2 separate regions of the Homo sapiens genome follow, and region 1 is linked to region 2. The links are chromatin loops, found by intact Hi-C in ENCODE. Cell type or tissue: PC-9. All regions are shown on one strand.

Region 1 (2,500 bases), 360 kb before region 2:
CTTCCCTGGACTGCCTGCACATCTAGGGCACCCCAGGAAGAGTCACCGCACTCTGTTTCGGGGCTCGGCTCTCTGAGGGGAGGGCATCCTGTATGGGGAGGAGGGTCTGGACCAGAGCTGTCCCTGATCGCTAGAATCAACGGCAGAATTCTTGTTATTTTAATAATAATTAATAATTTAGTGCTTCCACTAAATAAAAATCATTGGAATGGTGTCCAAGCAATTTTTTTTTTTGAGATGGAGTCTCACTCTGTCACCCAGGCTAGAGTGCAGTGACTGGATCTCAGCTCACTGCAATCTCCACCTCCTGGGTCCAAGCGATTCTCCTGCCTCAGCTTCTCAAGTAGCTAGGATTACAGTCATGTGCCATCACACCTGGCTAATTTTTGCATTTTCAGTAAAGATGAGGTTTCGCCATGTTGGCCAGGCTGGTCTCAAACTCCTGACCTCAAGTGATCCACCCCACCTCGGCCTCCCAAAGTGCTGGGATTACAGGCGTGAGCCACCACCGCACCTGGCCAAGCTGTTCCTTTTTTTAACCTCCACAGGTGATTCTGGTCCTAGGGTTTTTGAGTCACCTGCAGTGCTTTCTCAACCATCCCAGCACCTGAACACGGTGCTGTCACACTACAGTGAGCAACTGCATCACCTGGCAGGTGCTGGGTCCACCCCCAGAGTTTCAGATGCAGTGGGTTGCGGTGGAGCTCGAGAATGTGCAAGTTCCCCATTCTAACAAGTTCCCCGCTGCTGCTGGCCCGGGGGCCATGCTATGAGAGAAGCACTGCCTAAGCATCAGGTGTTAGGATGTGCAGCCACAGTTGAGAGCTGGCCCCAGGGCTGGGCGCCACCAAGGTGCACTCAGTCACAGGTCCAGCCTCTCCCCATGCCGCCTCCCTTGGCTGCCTGTTCATGCAGAGAGGTCCACAGCCCGGCAAGATGGGTCCCAAATGGCCCACTGCACAGATGAGGGACTCGACCAAGGTTAAGAACCCAAGAGATTTCAATCCAGACCTGCCTGATCCCCAAACTCAAGTGTTTTTTTCCCCTCAGCTGTCCTAGGATGGCAATGCCTCCCATCTGAGCCACTGACCTCTGGGAAGCTGGAGGGCCCCCTCCCGTGTCTGGAAGAGGTGGGAGATGCAATCTACTCTCACAGGGTTCTCTCCCACCCTGTCCACAGGGTTTCAAGGTGATGACCCAGCCCCCTGCAGTTTTATGATTTCTTACGTGCCTTCAAGGCTGCTGGGTGCGTCGGCCTTGTCTGGCTATGACTGGCCACCAGGTGGTGGCCGTGGGCCGTCTGTCCTCCTGAAAGCTTCGAGGGCAGAACCTGCATAATGAACATTTTGGGATGAGGTGTGAGGGACAGTGTCTTCAAAAATGCCTAGGGGGCTGCTCCAGGGATGCTCTAGGCAGTCTTCACTCAGCCACAGATGCTAAGGCTCAGAGAGGGGTTGGAGCATGATGCAGCCTGGCCTGGGAGGTGAGCCCAGGCTTTCTGACTCCCAGCCCAAGGTTCTGTCCATGGCTTCAGGCTTCCTTGAGAGGAGAGACAAACCAGGTTTCCTGAAGTCAGAGCAGTTCAAAGGGAATTTCCAGCCCGACTTGCTTAGATGCCCTGAGGGGAGAGAAAACCGGGGAGGTGCCCACCACCCCCACTCCCAGGCAGGCAGGACCCCGGAGAGCAGCAGGTGCGGCAGTCATGTAAAACACAGGCAACGAGAGCTCTAGAAAGAGCACCAGCTTTAGAGTCAGCTGACCTGGGCTGAGGCTCTGGCTTGAGTCATGGCGGGCAAGTGTCTTACTTCTGTGACACTCAGTATCCGCAGCCACCATATGGGCTTTCCTGCCACGCAGGGCTGAAAAGAAGATTGAGAGTCTGTATGCAGGGTGCCCAGCACTGGGCGGGGGGCCGGGGCAGGAGGGGCAGGGGCTGATAAACAGCATCCATCACTACTGATCTAAAAATCAAGAGCTGCCTTGGGGCTGCCCCTCTAGACTCCTCAACACAATTGGAGTCGATGCCAGCAAATGCGGGGTTTATTCTGATGAGGTTTGAGGATGGGAGAAGGAAAGGCGATGTTTATTGAGGTGGTAATGTCTAGCCCACGGGGAGCCCTATCTGGGGTCCCAGTCAGGGCAGGCAGCTCAGGCTATCTGGTGTCCCCTGAGCCGATGGGAGGGCCTGCGTCTTAGCAGGTACTACTTCCTCCTCCTGCAGCTGCCCCAGCTGAGCCTACAGGGTACACCTAGAGAGAGAGAAAGGTGGGTGTATTCCAGGCATCTATTCCAAGGGTCACAGATGAAAATGTCTCAAGGGCCTGTCCTGAAAAATAAATGACTGAAACAGACCAGCTGTGCTGTGGGGAACAGGGAGTGTACGTCTTGCTGGAGCAGGCAGTTACCACTCAGCCCCAGCTTGCTGCGGCCATGCACAAGTGCTGGCCATTGTGCACATTGTCAGGGCTGTGTCTGGCCCACAGGCCACCAGTCTGAAACC
Region 2 (2,500 bases):
CGCACCTGGCCAAAACCTTTATTTTCTCAATGAAGCAGACATTCACTCCACAGACCTTATGTACTATATGCAGAACACTCAATAAATGCCTCTTGGCCCAGCTGAGGCTCAGTAGCTGATCATTCACTAAGAAGGCAGAGGGCTCTGCTGATGCAAAAGGGATACCGGGTTCAGGATTTCAACTGGGGGAAGTTTCCATTGAGCCTTCTAAGTGCAGGGAGCCTCCTGACCTCAAGTGATCCGCAGATCTCGGCGCCCCCATAGAGTGTTGAAGCATCCCGGGCCACCATCTGTGGCCCAAAAGGTTTTTTAAGGGGCAAGAATCCTTTTCTTGGCTTCTGCAGTCAGTCTCCTTGCCAGTGACAACATCAGGGCAGCAGTGGAAAAAGACACGCTTTCAGTTGCTGGATAAAGTGTCTTCACCGTCTTGGCAAGTAAGTGCTTTTGTTATTTTCCCACTAAGTGATTCATTCTCCTGGAGGCAACTCCTTGGGCACTTCCTGGACACCCACTCACCTGGAAACACTGAGGTCGCTCCTGTCCAAAAGGAGTGCTTCCTGTGGCTGCCTGCAGAAAAAACAGGCTCAGTGTAGGCAGAAATGGCGGCTTTCAGAAATACCGCATGATCTCACTCACATGAGGAATTTAAACCAGCGGAACACAGAGACAGGAGAGGAGTGGAATGGTGGTCACCAAGGGCTGGCGTCGGGGTGGAGGGTGGAGGTGTTGGTCAAAGGATACAGAATTAGACAGCAAGACTTAGTTCAAGGGATCTATTGTACAATCTGATGACTATAATTAATGCATTGTACACAATACTTGAAAATTGCTAGGAGAGTAGATTTTAAGCGTTCCCACAACAAATAAGTAAGTCTGTGAGGTAGTACATATGTTAACTCTCTTGACAAAGCCATTCTGCCAGGTATACATATTTCAAAACATCATGTTGTATACCACAAATGCATACAATTTTTATTTGTCAATTTAAAAAATAAAAAGAAATTACTGCCTTCCTCTCTTTGCCTCCCCTTAAGGAATCCCTTCACTGCCTGAGGGACCTGTCCTAGGTGCCAGAGTGAGCAGGGAGGAACACAGGTGTGTCTCGGTGGCTGGAGAACCCAGCCAGGACGACGCCCAGTTTGGAACTGTACCGAAGCTGAGCCCTGCCTTGCACGGCTGAAGCTTAGCCACAGAGGCGGAACTTCCCTGGCTTTTCCTGGAAGCGGAAGCCGTGAAATGGCCAAAGCACAAGACAGGGTGGTGCAGTTTTGCTCCCGCGCGATCACCGTTGGCCACGCGCCTCGGTCTCTATCTGTAAAAGAGATCCGCATCTCTGGTATTTGATGCTGGAGAGAAAAATGTGCGGCCTCCGCCCAACCTTGAGTTTCCTGCTCCACCGCGCCCTCTCGTGGTTAACTGGACTCACGGCTTTCTCGCCCCCAACCCCAACCACCTAAATTGCGGTTCTCAACCTTGGCTGAGCGTGGGAATCACCCGGGGACCTGCGAAACACCGATGCCTGGGTACCGGACTCTATCCGCGCCTCCCCCTGCGAGAGATTCTGACTTAATTGGCCTGATGCAATCCGGGCGTCCCCTGGGGATCACAGTGTGCAGTCAAGGCTGGGAAACACTGACCCACCTCTGCTCTGCCAGGGATCCTGCGTTTGGCTGACGACATTTCTCTTGTCAGAGCCCACCGGACTCTGCTTTCCGGATATAAAGGATCCTTTTGCAAGTCTAAACACCTCAATGTCGGCATCACACCCTCAAGCATCCACCCTCTACTCCTGAAATACTCATGATTAATATGTGCTTTTAATTTCTATTGCTGGAGAAAATGTTTCTGAAAAATTGCACTTACATAAATAGATAAGGCATATTATTTGTATTATCTGCTGACAACATCCGTGATGTGTGCATGTGTGTGCTGCGTATGCACAGAGCTTCCTCACTATAATTTCAGGAGCTTCTCAGGGCCTTAGGTCAGAGATCCGCTAGCCGTGCCAGGGCACTCTGGCCCTAATGTTAAAAATAGACCATGGCTTTAGCCACTCCTGTCAGTATCTTGTCTCACTGCCCAGTGCTCCATTCATCAGGAGAAATTCCTGAGCTGCTGCCCAGCCAGTCAGCCAGGCCCAACTGAAATTCCCAGGGGGCCTGTGAGGGGGGTCACACGTACTCTTAGCTTCTAGGCTGGACCTCAGGACTCCTAGCAGAAGGATATCCACTGTGGCCCTGCGACCTTGTCAATCGTTTGATTCACAGCCTCTCAGTGACACTGGCACTCAATGAGATGGGCTCCTTTCATGACACGGTCACCACCATCATCACAATCTCCAGCATTTTTGGGTTCCTACTATGTGTACAGCAGTTTTCAGGAACATTTATTATTTATTTATTGAGACAAGAGTTTCCCTCTGTCACCCAGGCTGGAGTGCAGTGACATGATCTCAGCTCACTGCAACCTCAGCCTCCTGGGCTCAAACGATTCTTGTACC

What was found. Hi-C counts contacts between places; a loop is a spot of excess contacts. Peaks named below come from ENCODE experiments on the same cell type or tissue, not always from the same donor. Only the 100,000 strongest peaks of a DNase experiment are listed, where the experiment ranks them.
Region 1: a loop joins it to region 2, with 4 times the contacts of the local background. A loop is called at or near these places in 11 of 110 quality-filtered maps.

What each region holds. Positions count from the first base shown.
Region 1 is chr15:88,656,270-88,658,769 of GRCh38, forward strand. ISG20 (interferon stimulated exonuclease gene 20) reads left to right here. Exons shown (of 4, transcript NM_002201.6): 4 at 1-214. Among named protein-coding and RNA genes, the nearest start is that of ISG20, 19 kb to the left of the region's middle. RefSeq lists an enhancer at 708-757. In PC-9, CTCF peaks have their summits at 1,284 (motif pointing right) and 1,484; no DNase peak of the experiment used is centred here.
Region 2 is chr15:89,016,352-89,018,851 of GRCh38, forward strand. No RefSeq gene overlaps it. Among named protein-coding and RNA genes, the nearest start is that of CARMAL, 23 kb to the right of the region's middle. In PC-9, CTCF peaks have their summits at 1,442 (motif pointing left) and 1,641; DNase peaks (open chromatin) are centred at 510 and 1,270; H3K4me3 peaks cover 1,480 bases; H3K27ac peaks cover 1,254 bases.